2 separate regions of the Homo sapiens genome follow, and region 1 is linked to region 2. Evidence: read pairs that join two places in POLR2A ChIA-PET (ENCODE). Cell type or tissue: MCF 10A. All regions are shown on one strand.

The links. ChIA-PET counts read pairs that join two places held together with the same protein. Peaks named below come from ENCODE experiments on the same cell type or tissue, not always from the same donor. Only the 100,000 strongest peaks of a DNase experiment are listed, where the experiment ranks them.
Region 1: POLR2A ChIA-PET joins it to region 2 with 10 read pairs; 2 of 35 experiments call an interaction of 5 or more read pairs at or near these places.

Annotation. Positions count from the first base shown.
Region 1 is chr1:193,102,413-193,110,412 of GRCh38, forward strand. GLRX2 (glutaredoxin 2) reads right to left here and starts at 3,002. Exons shown (of 4, transcript NM_197962.3): 1 at 2,852-3,002. The coding sequence starts at 2,970. It overlaps LOC124904474 (a long non-coding RNA gene), which reads right to left. Exons shown (of 2, transcript XR_007066776.1): 2 at 6,668-8,000. RefSeq lists silencers at 2,791-2,890, 2,867-3,161, 2,941-3,180. In MCF 10A, no CTCF peak of the experiment used is centred here; DNase peaks (open chromatin) are centred at 2,339, 2,669 and 3,069.
Region 2 is chr1:192,903,729-192,911,728 of GRCh38, forward strand. No RefSeq gene overlaps it. Among named protein-coding and RNA genes, the nearest start is that of RGS2-AS1, 41 kb to the right of the region's middle. In MCF 10A, no CTCF peak of the experiment used is centred here; DNase peaks (open chromatin) are centred at 983, 4,013 and 4,333.

The DNA of each region.
Region 1 (8,000 bases), 200 kb after region 2:
GTGATCTTGGCTCACTGCAATCTCCGCTTCCCAGGTTCAAACAATTCTCCTGCCTCAGACTCCCGAGTCACTGACACTACAGGTATGTACCACCACACCTGGCTAATTTTTTGTATTTTTAGTAGAGATGGGGTTTCACCATGTTGACCATGCTGGTCTCGAACTCCTGACCTCATATGATCAACCTACCTCGGCCTCCCAAAGTGCTGGGATTACAGGTGTAAGCCACCGCGCCTGGCCTGAAATACTAGTCTTATTTTAAGTGAATCCACTCTAATAGCTTTTTCCAGTACATCTTATCCTTGGATAATGAACATCTGCCCTACACAGTAGTCCCCCTTTATCCACGGTTTCAGTTATCCAAGGTCAGCTGTGGTCCAAAAACATTACATGGAAAATTTCAGAAGAAAATAGTTCGTAAGTTTTAAGTAGCATGATGAAATCTTGAGCCATCTAGCTTCCTCCTACCCAGGGTATGAATCCTCCCTTTGTCCAGCATATGGACTCTGTATAAGCTCCCCACGCTTTAGTCAACAGCTGTCTTGGTGACCAGATCGACTGTCACAGTGTGGTGATGCTTGTGTTCAAGTAACCCTTATTTTACTTAATAATGGCTCCAACAAGAGTGAAACTCCGTCTTAAATAATAATAATAATAATGGCTCCAAACCACTAGAGTAGTGATGCTGGCAATTCAGGTACGTCAAAGAGAAGCCCTAAAGTGCTTCCTTTAAGTGAAACGGTGAAAGTTCTCCACCTAATAGGAAAAAAAAAATCACACGCTGAGGTTGCTAAGGTCTATGGTAAGAACGGATCTTCTATCAGTGCAGTTGTAAAGAAGTAAAAAATTCATGGCAGTTTTGATGTCACACCTCAAACTGCAAGTTACAGCCACAAGGTATAAGTGCTTAGTTAAGCCAGAAAAGGTATTAAATTTGTGGAGACAAGAACAGAAAAAGTGTTCCAACTGACAGCAATGTGTTATGCCAAAAAGCACTGGGCCTATGAGAAGATTCAGCAAGGGATTCCTTGAAATGAGCATTTTGTTATTAAAGTGATTGTTCTTTTATTATTGTTGTTAATCTCTTACTCTGCCTAATTTATAAATTAAACTTTATCATAGGCAAGTATGTATAGGAAAATAGCATGTATAGGGTTCAGTACTATCCGAGGTTTTAGGCATCCACCGAGGGTCTTGGAACGTGTCCACCACGGATAAGGGGGAACGATTATGATATCAGCTCACCTAGAGTGAGGAAGCTACAGCAAACATCAGTTTGTTCAGTTATAACAAAGAAGAGTAAGAGACAGGAATTAAACATTATAACATTATAACCTACCCAATGTTTACAATCTATTATTCCTTGCTTCCTAATAGTATTAGCAAGGAACACTTTAAAACAAAAAAAAAAGTCCTGTGCGCTTAACTCAGGAAGGAGTTAAGGGTAGCGAGCTAGGGAGACTGCAGCCAACCTGAGAGGAGGGTGAAGCTTTAAGATAAAAGAAAGTTGAGTTCCTGAAGCCTAAACCAGAAAAGGTTAGGCAGCACTGGCCTAGCCCTAAGGAAGAGCATTGGTGGAATAAATCAGCAAGCTGTATTTGGTTTATCAACTAAGAAAGCAAGTCCTTTCATCTCAGGTCCAGCACTTAAACTGTCATACCCAAACCATCTACTACAGCATTTACTACTGAAGGAGCTCCAATAGAACACAAGAGAATGTTTTCTTGGGTAGTGAGAGGAGGTAGGAGGTGCATTCTGAAATATTACCCAAATAAAAGTTTCTGGAAGACACCCTTTCCCTTCAATTTCTAGTTGACCTTGGTAAAAACTGTCGCGAACTATGAATAGAAACATGCACGGAGGAAGTAAGTGCACAATAAACATTTCATTTCAACACAGATGAAGCACCTAGTCATGCCACATTTATGGAGCGCCTACTGTGTGCTAAGTAGGCAAAGTGCTATATTGACCCCAGGGATACGCAGAAAAAAACACGGCGGGGCCTCAAAGAGCTGTCAAACACTTAACAGCCTGTGATTAGCCCTTCAGGAGGGGTCTCTAGCTTGGTCTGGAAAGTTAAACTTGAGATTCCTAGAATCTTGCAAAACTGATAGAAGCTCCCAGATCAAGTAGATAGCGAGACAGACTCTCCGGCCAAGTGCGCAGTGGCAGGCGCGGAAGTGCGAGCCGGCAGGACCGCCAGGCACCAGCCGCGCGGGCGTGGGCAGCACAGCCGCAGTTCCCTTCCACTGCAGGTCCCGAAGCCGCTGATATTCCAAACGAGGAAGTGTAAGGAAAGCACTATCCTCGGTCTAGCCGCAGGCGGCATCACCATCAGTCAGCCTCTATCCTAAAAGCTCTGGCCATTCAGCGGGAATCATCGCCTTCACTTCCTGCAGTAGGGTGGCTAAGTTTAGCAAACAAGAATGCAGGACGCCCGGTCAAATTAGAATTGTAACCAAACACCAGAAAACTGTTCCGTTTTTCCTATGTCCACTGCAGTATTTGGGACACACTTGGACTAAGAATCATTCGCTCTTTCAGAGAAATTCCAATTGATTGCGGCGTCTTGTATTTTATGTAGCAATTCACAGAGGGATGGCCTAAGTGAACATGAGTGAAGTATTTTCAACGCGAGAGTCACAGGCTCCTGAAGTCAGCACAGCCGCGGAGGGCACCCTTCCCTGCCCATCCCTCGAGCGCCTCTGCGTGTTATGACTCAGAGCCCACGCGCTAGTACGCCTCGCCCACCCGGCGCCGGGGCAAAGGGGCACCTCCGCCCACCGCTTTCTCCAGACCCCCGCAAGGCCTGCGCACCACGCCGCGGCACTCCTGCCCGCTGACCCCGTACCCAGAGGCCGCAGCTGCCGCAGCTCCCGCAGCTCCCGCCGCCCTGTCAAGCCAGCCTGCCGAGCCGCTCCTGCTCCAAACCAGCCGCGTCCCCGCCAGCGCCGCGCGGCGCCAAATCATGGTCAGAGCCCGGATCTGCAGCGAGCTCTACTGCCGGACACCGCGGATCCCGGGAGCCCGCCTCCTCCGGCCCGGCCCCCGCCTTGCCCCGCCCCGTCCCGCCCCTCCGGACTGCCCGCGCCGCCGCCGGTCACCTCCTCGCAGCTGAGCGCGTCCTCCCAGGGCTGCCCGAGCGCTGGATTCCAGCGAGTGCCACCCACGTGTAAACATCCTTTAGAGGGGAGAAGCGGCTCACTTGCTTATCTCGAGGGTTCATCCGAGCCCCGCCTCTGGATTCTTTTAGGTTTAGGGACGCTCATAAAGGCTCCCAGGCACTTGGAAGCAGTGCATGAGGATGGTGGCAGACATGCTGGGGAAACGGAGGAGAAAAAACATGACCATCCAAAACAGAATCAAAGTGGTGCCTCAGATGTTTCCAACTACCTGTTACACAAGTTTTTGTGTGGATGAAATAAGAGCCTAAATATATCCTCTTATAATTAGGCAATTGGTCGAGACCCAATGTAAATTATGGGGATATTGGGGTTTACATCCATAATTAAAAGAAAAAATCCGGTGTTGAAGGTTTACTCCAAAGAAGACAAAGATTATTTCCCACCACCTGCCAAAAAAAAAAAATTAGGAAACAAAACAAAAGAAATTAGCACAGAGATGTTTCACCATGGCTTTGGAAATGGGCGATTGCTGTTGACAGGATTATTTAAGCCACTCAGTGGTGGTAATAATAGCCTTTGTGCGTCACTATTTAAGGTTGGGGGTAAGCCTTTATTTACTGAGGACACTGAAATTCATCTTAAAGTCAAAGGTCAAATGGTACATCTAAAATTCTAAACAATTATTACAACAATCCAGAGCTTTTTTGATTCTTCATGTTCAACTAAGTGTAAAATTCATGTTACCAAAGTACAAAATAAGAACTTGTATTTCTGACAGTTCTTTTCCAACATTCAAATGGGCTATGTTTGATTACTTAATAAAAGGATGGAAGTTAGTTGCAAAAATAAATACCCCCAAAGGGTAGGAATTCATTCTTTTTAAAGACAAATTTGACTTTGAAAATTAAGGCATGTGGCCAGGCGCGATGGCCTGTCCTGTAATGTGGCCATTACAGGACTGCCCGCTGACCCCGTACCCAGAGGCCGCAGCTGCCGCAGCTCCCGCAGTGGCCAGTCCTGTAATCCCAGCACTTTAGGAAGCCGAGGCGGGCGGGTCACCTGAGGTTGGGGGTTCAAGACCAGCCCCTCCAATATTGGTGAAACGCCGTCTCTACTAAAAATACAAAATTAGCCGGGCGTGGTGGCGCATGCCCGTAATCCCAGCTACTCGGGAGGCTGAGGCAGGAGAATCGCTTGAATCCATGAGGCAGAGTTTGCAGTGAGCCAAGATCACACGATTGCACTCCAGCCTGGGCAACAAGAGCAAAACTCCGTCTCATAAAAAAATAAATAAATAAAATAAAATAAAAATTAAGGTATGTTATCTATCTATAGTGTTGTGGGCTTTTTAATTTTTTTATAAAACTATTTTGGAAATTTATGGTGTTATGTTAGTTTTGAAGTCAAATTTTACCTCATCTCAAATTGTTTTATGAAATAAAGATCATTATGAGGTGAACCGATCATGTTACAATTTAATTTTAATACAGCATAGATGGACTATTATCAAGCACAGAATTCACTGGACAGATTTTTTTAAGGATTTCAGAATGTAAAGTACTTCAGAAGAAAGTGTTATGCCTGAATTCAGCATAATATATTAATAAATATATTGATAATTTTCAACTTCTTTGTGCTTCGTGGGGTAGCTACAGAAGTGATTATTATTTTTGGTCATAGTTGTGATGACTGCAATAGCAAGTTAAGAAATATGTCAGCAGACAGTAGAACGGTGGTTGCCAGGGCCTGGGAGAAGGTGGAAATGGGGAGATGTTGGTCAAAGGGTACAGAGTTTCAATTATGCGAGATAGGTAAGTTCTAGAGAGCTAAAGTACAGCAATGTGACTATAGTTAGGAAAATCGCAATGTATGCTTGAAATTTGCTAAGAGGGTAGATCTTGTGTTCTCACACTTGCACACAAGAAAGAAAATGGGGCCAGGTGCGGTGGCTCACGCCTGTAATCCCAGCACTTTGGGAAGCTGAGATGGGTGGATCAACTGAGGTCAGGAGTTCAAGACCAGCCTGGCCAATATGATGAAACCCCATCTCAACTGAAAATACAAAAATTAGCCGAGCATGGTAGCACGCGCCTGTAATCCCAGCTACTCGGGAGGCTGAGGCAGGAGAATCGCTTGAACCTGGGAGGCAGAGGTTGCAGTGAGTTGAGATTGCGTCACTGCACTCCAACTTGAGCGACAGAGTAAGACTGTCTGGAAAAAAAAAGAAAGAAAGAAAAAGAGAGAAGAAAATAAAGGGAATAGAAAAAAATGGTAAATATGAAAGGTGGTGGCTATGTTAATTAGCTTGATTGTGATAGTTATTATACAGTGTATCAGGCTTTGGAATGAATGTTTGTCCCCTCTGACACTTATGTTGAAACTGTCCAATGTGGCAGTGCTGACAGGTGGGGCCTTTGAGAGATGATTGGGCATGAGAGCTGGAACATGAATGAATGGATTAATGGGTGATCATGGGAGTAGAACTGGCAGCTTTATAAAACAGAGTTCTCTGCTGCCTTGTCCCATGATGTCCTACATGGCTTGGGGAATCTGCAGAGTTCCCACCAGCAAGAAGGTCATTACCAGATGTGACCTCTTGACCTTGCACTTCTCAGCATTCAATACTGTAAGAACAATTTATATACAAATTACTCAGCTTCAGATATTCTGTTATAAGCAACAGAAAATGGACTAAGACATATACATGTATCAAAATATCAAGTTGTACATTTTAAAAGTAAAGTGACAGACCAGGCATGGTGGCTCACGCCTGTAATCCCAGCACTTTGGGAGCCTGAGGCAGGTGGATCACAAGGTCAGGAGTTCGAGACCAGCCTGGCCAATATGGTGAAACCCCGTCTCTACTAAAAATACAAAAAAAAATTAGCTGGGTGTGGTGGCGCATGCCTGTACTCCCAGCTACTCTGGTGGCTGAGGCAGGAGAATTGCTTGAACCCGGGAGGCAGAGGTTGCAGTGAGCTAAGATGGCTCCACTGCATTACATCCTGGGTGACAGAGTGAGACTCCATCTCAAAAAAAAAAAAAAGTTGTTGGCATGAAGACGTGAAGGCAGGCCAACTGGAAGGGAAGCATCCTATATGACTGGTTTGGGGAGCATATTTGGAAAGCTGGTAGTCATTAACCAAGTTCTAATTGTTCTGGTCTGTTTGCTCGAAGTCAGAGTTTTATTGTCATGTGTGTTCTGCCCATTATCCATTTATATATTCAGTCCCTCACCATTAAATAATGGGATTCCATAGTTAACCTCTTGTTCCTGAATTCTATAAATTTTATGTGCCCACTATGTGCCAAGCACTGTAGTGAACAGCACAGAAATGACACTAGCATTCATGAAAACCTAGGATAATACATAAGAGGAAGGCCTAAATTGAATTTGATATTTTGGAAGGAATGGCAGAGGAAGAAACTTGTAACCTAAGGTTTTAACAAGAGTAAGAGTTAGGCAGACAAGGTGGGGGCAGAGGGAGAAGGGAAGGGGAAGAGCTCTCCAGGTGGTAAGGAAGAAGACAAAAGCTATTACATGCTTTCCATGCAGAAATTTTTTATTTAATCTGATTTGAAATTAGCCATGTTCGCAATTTTAATTTGTTGGTTTAAAAAAGCAAGCATGACTTGTCTGTGTTTCCATATTTAAAAATCCGTGTTGAAAGAGCAAATAAACCAACAAATCTAGTTCTGTCATATGCCTTACTTTTACTGCCCTCTACTTTCTTTTCTTGGTTTCGCAAAGGCTATTTATTAGATATTCTTTGAAGTTTTTATTGAATTGGGCTTGCTGCTTCTTTTTATTGGAAATTCAACATGTTATTCTTCTGCTGTACCAGTAGCCAACCAGACTGAGATCAGACCATCATCCCCCAGCCCCAACAGATCCCCATATTATTGGAGCACCTTAGAACAATTATCAATACAGGTACAATTTATCCTAGGAGATGACTGTTGAGTCAAGCTCAACTCAATTCTGAAAAAAAAAAAAAAAAAAAAAAAAAAAAAGCCCAATATCTTTAATGATTACTTTTATGTGTCAACTTGACTAGACAATGGATGCCCAAGTATTTGGCCACTAGGTGTTTCTGTGAGGATGTTTTGGAAAGAAATTAACATTTAAATTTGAAGACCGAGTAAAGCAGATTGCCCTCCATAATGTGGGTAGGCTTTATCAAATCAGTTGGAAGTCTGAATAGGACAAAATGATGACCCTCCTCCAGCCAGGAAAGAGTTCTGCTAGATGTCCTTGGAACTGAACATTAGCTCTTCCTGCCTGATGGCCTTCAAACTGGATAATTGGATCTCCTTGGTTCTGCAGAAGCTTTCTGGCCTTTGGACTCCAACTAGGACATTGGTTCAGCATATATTAAACTTGCCAGCCTCCATAATCATGTGAGTGAATTCCTTTCAATTAATCTCTTTATATATATTCTATTTCTCTGGAGAACCCTGACCAATACAATATTCAATTGTTATTTTATCCAAGATAGAAAAAATTGTTCCATTTCTTTTTTTAAAATTACTTTTATCCTTAGAGTTCCCAAGACATAAAGTTTCGATTCGGTAAGTCTCTAAGTCCTTTTCTCTGTAACATTCCCACACAAGGCTATACTTAACATTAATGGTAATGAGATTTAATCACAAGTCTCCAGTTCTAGTGTTACCAAAGCTCCACTATATGGTCCAAACACTGAACAAAGACCTATCAAGCTGATTGCTATTATATAAAGCACAAATCTGATAAGGGATCTGATATGGGCATAGTCAGGACTGCAGTAGTGAAAGAAGTCAGTTCCACTCCCGCTACTTATAGACAAAGTGAAGAGCAGCCTCTGCCATTCAGGATCTGGATTGGCACTAACAGCT
Region 2 (8,000 bases):
TTCACTCATGGAGATGCTGTTGACAAAAACCCATGCTTCCCATACTACTTGGTGAAATGCTTAGGAAATTGAAAGTAGAATTCAAAGATGCTTCTCTACTTAAATTGTGAATGTGTTTTTACCGTGTTAGTTCAGGTCTACCATTACTTGATAGTGAGTACGTCTTGCACTTTTCAATTTGATATTAACATGAAAATAAAAAGTCCATCTCAATTCAACAAACTAAATAGTCAATTTGGGCACTGAGGAATAAGCAATAGATACTTCAAGTCTCCTTGATAACGCATTAGTCTTTTTCAGACTCAGAACTGAAGATTGAACAGCAAATGGCACATGGACCTTGTATTTATGTAGCATTTTACAGTTTAAAAATAAAGCTTTATTATTCAGTGACTTTGGATGAATAACTTTCTATAAGATGAGGTGAAAAAAGCAGGATACAAAGTTGTATATTTATATTTTGGTGTTAAGAAAAAGAAAAAAATTGTTAGTGGTAATCTCGAAGTAGTGGAATAATACATTGCTTTTATTTTGTTCTTTATGCTTTTTGGTATCTTAAAAATTTCTACGGTGAATATGTACTATTTTACAAATTAAAAAACAATTTTAAAATGCCTTAACGTATTTCAGTAAGTGCTCAGTTATTCTGTAAGTGTAAATATCCTCATTGTACAAATGCAAAACTGTTTGAGAAGTAGAGATAGTGACTTACTCCAAAGTTTGAATACTCTTTATTACATTTGCCAACTTTTCACTGAATCCTGCCATCAGCCCCACACTGACATGCCAAGGAAATGAAGTGTGGTTATAAAAAAGTCTAAAGAAACAGAAGTGGGGGCGTATGTGTGTTTTGTTCATGATTTTGACAAATTGTAAGTGAGTCAGCGATGCATGCCCATCACAACCTTTTTGAGAAGATCAGTCATGTGAGGCATAAACTGTCGTACAGATCAGAACGCTCCCAATAGTTTGGTTTTGGTGATAATAACTGCAACCACTTGCTCAAAGTTAAAGGAAAGCAAAAGGAACACACGTCACTGGCTGCTAGCTTACCGACAGCAGCCTACTGTGATTCATTATTCTGGCAAACATATTAGAGATAGGAATGTTTTATTTAAAAGTTTTGTACAGTTTAGCAATGTTCAGCGGTTGTGTTTCACAGGACTTCACCAGGGATACATCATGTAGGTTTTACAAATGTATCCAAATCAATCATGAATGATTCTCTTAATTTAAGCATATAATATAAAATAATAAACTTCCTTATTTTGTTGTTATATTAAATCTGGGAGCTACAAGTGGAAAATATGAACATTAGCATGTTTATTTAATTGATTCAACTATTAAAATATCATAGTCCACTAATTGCAAAGCATTTCTAAGTACAAATACAATTCTGAAAGCAAATAATAAAATTCTTTCACACTATACTCCACATGGATTGAAAAAAATATATTATGCAATAGCTACTGGCTTTGAGGAAGGACAGTCTCTTTTTTTTTTTATTCTCTCCTCTCTTTGTCTCTTTCTGAGAAAAACATGAGTACATAATGACCTCAAAGCTTTGATCACTATGAAGTTTGGTAACTATGTTAACCTGTTCTGACTAAAATTTCCTGTATCAAATTTTTATAAAAGAATGTGTGTGTATGAGTGTATTGAGGGTCTGTTATGTCAATTTCATGTGAATCTTACTTTTTTTTACATTGCTGACCAGAAAGAAAATATTAATCCCAAAAACCTATCAAACATTTTAATTAAAATTGCCAAATATTACTAATCTTGTTCAGTCAGGCATTACCCACATAAGGTACTGTAATACTAATTCAAGGTACTTGATGCTACTTTGTGACTATTTTATTAGTATAATTAATTGTATATACAGTAATTGCTTGTTCTTACTATAAAAATAATCCATGCTTCTAAGAAATTCAAACAAGGCAGGACATAAAGTAGAAATTTAAAGTCCCATCCTGCCCAATTACACTTGCCATGGGTAAGAGTTTTATGCTCATCTTATATAGCAAACTTTCTGAGAGCACAGAGACAAATTTAGTCAAAGCTGGAGTTCTTTTTTTTTGAGACAGAATTTCACTCTTGTTGCCCAGGCTGGAGTGCAATGGTGAGACCTTGGCTCACCGCAACCTCCACCTCCCAGGTTCAAGCAATTCTCCTGCCTCGGCCTCCCAAGTAGCTGGGATTACAGGCATGTGCCACCACACCCGGCTAATTTTGTATTTTTAGAAGAGACGGGGTTTCTCCATGTTCAGCCTGATGGGTTCAGGCTGGTCTCGAACTCCCGACCTCAGGTGATCCGCCCACCTCAGCCTCCCAAAGTGCTAGGATTACAGGAGTGAGCCACCGTACCCGGCCATAGCCGGAGTTCTTACTGCTGCCTCTACTTCTGACTCAGCAAGTGACCCTGAGCATGTAAAGAACAGAACATTTGTTCGTCATAGTAATTCATTCATTCATTGTTTATTCATTCATTCAACAACTATCTATCTCCAAACTATCTACTGTTGCTGCAGTTTTATCCTTGGAGATTCATTTGGGAGCATATAAGTAATTTTGCTCTAGAAAATAATTTTTTAAATAATAACATCAGCAAAAACATTTATTTGATAATTACTACATACCCAGCACGAGGTTAAGCACTTTTCATTGGGTATTTTATTTAATAGTCACACCAACCCTATGGGATAGGGACTATTATTATGCCTATATTCTAACTGAGGAAATGGGGACCTATAGAGGTGGACTGACTTGCTCAAACCAAAGTCACTCTGCTAGTAAATCCAGTGTAACAACCCAGAGCCACCTCACTCCAAAGCCTGTCCTCCCAGCCACAGAGCTATATTGCTCCTCAATGTAAGTTTCCAGTGGATAGAGAATGAAGTATTATCAATTATTAATACGTGGTCACACAAGCCACATTTCAAGTGCTCAGTAGCCACTTGTGGCTGGTGAGTACCTTATTACACAGCCCGATATAGAACATTTCCATCATCTTAGAAATTTCTATTGGGCAACACTGGTCTAGATAAAAACCCACCGAGTAAGACAACATTGGGTTTACGTAGGTAATTAACCTGATGAAAGGAGAGAAATAGTGAAAGTAGACAATTTAAGAATAAGAAAAGGGATTTAACCATCTGTATTTATCGGAGAAGAAGAGTTCAGGAAATACTAAGTGAGTAAGAGACAGTAACTATGTAATATTATTGAATTGTTATTGAGAGAAAATTATTTGTAGCTGTGAATATGTTATTAGTTGTTATATATATAGAAGTTGGAAGTTAGATGAAGTCAGTAATATAAGTGAAAAAAACAATTTTCCAACTCCAGAAACCACCCCAGTGCATTAAGGAGACAAGGAAGACTAAGTTGATAGTTAGAAGATGAGATCCAAAGGCTGAGAATCCGGGAAGGAAAGCTCTCAGAAGAGGCAAGATTAGGAGATATACCTAATGCTAAATGACGAGTTAATGGGTGCAGCACACCAGCATGGCACATGTATACATATGTAACTAACCTGCACATTGTGCACATGTACCCTAAAACTTGAAGTATAATAATAATAAAATTTAAAAAATTTTAAAAAGTAGATGAATTAAAGCAAGCCCAATGATGTGATAATGGGACAGAGAAATGAAAGAAGGAAATCTGCTGTAAGGAAGCTGTGGAAATGAATGAGATTGTATTTGTTAAGTGAGCTTCCAGTACAGCGAGCTGCTGGTTACTTGGTTTGTTTCATATGTTATGAATACTGCAAATATGTTATAAAAAGAATTGCGGAGTGTAAAATTTATCTTATTCATTTTTGCACAGTTGCTATAATGAAATATCTCAGATTAATAAAACAGTTTCTGCCATCTAGGAATGTAAAATCTAGAGTGAGACAGGCAACTACAAAGACTCTCTTTCACTCAGCTCCTCTTGTCAGACATGAAGCTGTATTCTTCACACAAATATGTGCCATACTCACACTATCTCTGCCCAGTAGGCACAGAAACTCCCTGACTCACCAGTACGACATGTTCCTAGAGGCTGTTCTAAGTCCATTTATGCAAAAGTACAAAATGACTTTATTCAAGCTATCACTAACATCTTGCCACAAGTTACTTCTTTATTATTACTTAGATTTATTAACTTTCATAGGTGCTCATAAACAAATCTAGTATTAGAAACAGCATCAAGTGGAAGCAGTTGAAAGTGTAATAGAGGAACTTCTCTATTGTTGACCTATTTTACCAATGAGAATGTTGAGACTCAGAGTTTCAGTTGCCTAAGGTCAGGTGATTAACAAGTACAGAAGCTAGGGTGAAGCCCTGGGTTTGTGTGCCTACAGAGTTCCTCATGTGAACTGCGTCATGCAGCCTCTTATCAATTGCATCACAAGACAGAATGGATGAAGGAGGCAGAATTGTTCAGTGGAAAGAGCAGAAGTTTTATCCTCTATTTTAGGATGGGTTCCCCTAGAAGCAGACCCTGAGGAAAGGATATGTTCATGGATTATTTGGAAAGTGATTCCAGGAAGCACTGCTGGATGAGCTGAAGAAGTAAGACAGAAAGAAGATACCCATACAAGGTGTGTTAATGCAAATGTTAATTCTGTAACTGGGAATAAATCCTACTGGGACTTCTGGGAAATTGTGGAGACCAGTCATCAGAACTGTCCACACAAAAGAGGAAGCTGAGACACTTACACTCCAACTCCTTCCTTTGTTGGCTGAGGTCTACTCTCAAGGCCATAGCTCCAATCTTTCCTGGACTGCTCCAGGCATGGGCCAAAAGAAAGGCCCAGGTAGAGAGTCTCAGGTGCTTGAAGTCAGAACCCTTTGAAACAGAAAGGCTGGTGTGAGAACAGTGAATGCCAAGAGGATATAGGCAGGGCATGGACAGCATCTCTACAACCTTGGGCAGACCTCGATAAGCTTGAATTACACCTCTGCTGATATATGCTTTATGACTGGGCAAACAAGGATCCCAACAACCCCTAAACATTGTAGTTGGTGGTTATAACTGCTATGTCTCTTCATCTAGAATGATTCTCCATCTCTTTTTTTCTGTAAAATTGACCTGTGGCAGAAATTAGAGCAATATTCTGACAGGAGGTCCCATTTCATATTTTGGTCTGATTGTTTCTTCTTCAAGTTGTATTTTAACATGACCTTCTATTCTCCATATTCCCTGCAAACTTGTTCTTGGATCTAAAGACCTGACCAGATCCAGGCTAACTATTTTGGCAAGAATCCTTCATAGGAGGTGCTCTGTGCCTCACATTACATCACATAAAGAGGCTCACCACTTCAGGCCGTTCCATTATTAGCTATGCTCAGATTCATCAGTGGGGTAAGGTGGTTACAGCCAGCTCTCTCTGAGACTCAGATTCTTTATTTGCAATAATGTAAAAAAATAACCATACTGCTGGATTCCTATGACAAATAGTATAATCAAAGCACCTAATGCAATTCCTGAATTCAGTAAGGGCTACATTAATGACAAGTATACCTCATCTGGAATAAGTCCAATGGGAGAAGAGAAGTAACTACATTTGAATGTACCTTTGACATAAGGACATAATTTTAAACTGAGTTTAAGAACAGATGAGGAAGAATTGCTTTCTGGTATGAGTTATAAAGGAGAATAAAAATACAAAGTATTAAGCCCAAATAATGGCATGGATTGGAAAAGTTATAAAAGTCAAAGTGGGAAAGTTGTGATAAGGAGAGATTGTTGGAGGATTAGATAGCATATTAAGCAGATGGGATTTTATTCTGCAGATGATGGTGAGGTAGGAGGTGGGGCTCAAACTCTGGACCACATTGAAGACTGAAACAGGCAAGAGGTGAAAGTACCTCTCCACAAGACACGCCCACCACTGCCATGTCAGTTTACCATTGCCATGGCAACACCCGAAATTACCACCCCTTTCTATGACAATGACCTGGATGTTTCCACCCTTTTTTTAAAAATGTCTGCATAATCTACCCCTAAGCATGTAATTAAAAGTAGGTATAAATATGACTGCAGAACTGTTCCTGAGCTGCACACTACTTATGGGGCAGCCCTGTTCTGCACGGAGCAGTACCTCTGCTGCTGCTATACACTGCCACTTCAATAAAAGTTGCTGTTTAACATCACCAGTTCACCCTTGAATACTTTCCTGGGTGAAGCCAAGAACCGTCCCAGATTAAGTCCCAGTTTGGGGGCTTGCCTGCCCTGCATCCATGGAAAGTCATCAAAGGTGGAATTTTGTTTTGTCTTAGAAATCATTTGACTGTTTTTGTTTTTGTTGTTGTTGTTGTTGTTGTTTTTAGGAATAAAGGTGCCAGAGCATACACACCATGGAATACTATGCAGCCATAAAAAAGGATGAGTTCATGTCCTTTGTAGGGACATGGATGAAGCTGGAAACCATCATTCTCGGCAAACTATCGCAAGGACAAAAAACCAAACACCGCATGTTCTCACTCAGAGGTGGGAATTGAACAATGAGAACACTTGGACACAGGAAGGGGAACATCACACACCGGGGCCTGTCACGGGGTGCGGGGAGGGGGGAGGGATAGCATTAGGACATATACCTGATGTAAATGACGAGTTAATGGGTGCAGCACACCAACATGGCACATGTATACATATGTAACAAACCTGCACATTGTGCACATGTACCCTAAAACTTAAAAAAAAAAAAAAAAGGTGCCAGAGATCTTTGTTTTCTCTTTAAGATCCTCTCTCACCTTTCTCTAACTGGTTTCCTGCCCACAAGAACCTGCTCTGTATGCACCCCATCAACAGGCTTTTCTGTTCTCTGGATTCTGTGTGGTTTTGACCACTGGGGAGCCCCAGCAGTGTTGGAGAAGGGAGAGTGAGGTAAGGGCACTTCCCCTACAGCCTGCCTTGCAGGGTTACTTCAAGATAGTTCTTTCTCCCTACCCAAGAAAACAGTTCTGAAGGTGTGTTCTTCATGGGACCCTCTCATTCCAGATTATAGTAATGAGTCTTTTTCTTTCAGGCCAAGGAGTTTCCCTGTAAGTAGCCTGGGGAACTCCAAAATCATAGCTTAGGACTTCCTTATACCCTGTACAATACCTTTGTGCATAGTCCTTTTATTAACCTCTCCTTGAATTATCTTCATTTGAGTTGCCATACATTTCCTGCTACATTTATTAATAGTACAAAAATGACCTCAGGAAACAGATGCTCAAAAGAAGATGCTGGAATCAATTTGCTTATTTATTGTAGGACTTAGAGAAATGAAAGTTCAGATTATCCTACCAGGAGAGAATCCCTGTCCAACCATAGTGCTGGCAAAGGGAAAGGAGAACATAGAGATAGGATGTATGGTAGAAAAAGGAATTCTGCTTACCAAATTATGCTCTGTGTCCAGCTACAGATTTGGGGATAGTATCAGCTACTGTTGGTGTTATTTGTTTTTCCTTTTTTCCTCTGCTACCTTACGTGGAGAACTCAGTGATCATTAATGTTTTCATTTCAGGCACAGCTGCTACTCAACTGATGTTACCCTGTTATGATTTGGTAGCTGATGGAACTTCATGTGTCCCCTGTGATGGAGACACAAACTTTTCCTGCAACGAAAAGTAGATGCTGAGGGGCCAGGAGTGATGGTACCAGACGTCTTGTTTACCCCTCTGGATCCCAGGATGCTGTTCAGTGTGGAATACATCCGTCGGCTCCTTTGCCTCCTAGTCTGCAGTTGAGTTCCTGTAGAGTCCCAGCAGGAGGTCTGAGGGAGTGATGAGAATGAGGTGAGGCCAATTACTCCCCCGCTCCCACCTGGAAGTTCCCTCTGGCAGGCTGCGTCCCACATTCAAGTTATACAGTTCCTATAACAGAGGGTCTCTCCACAAGACGCTCTCTTCTCAGGTTCTTTTTGAGAGGTGAAGCCAGCTGGGCTTCTGGGTCTGGTGGGGACTTGGAGAACTTTTCTGTCTAGCTAAAGGATTATAAATGCACCAATCAGCACTCTGTGT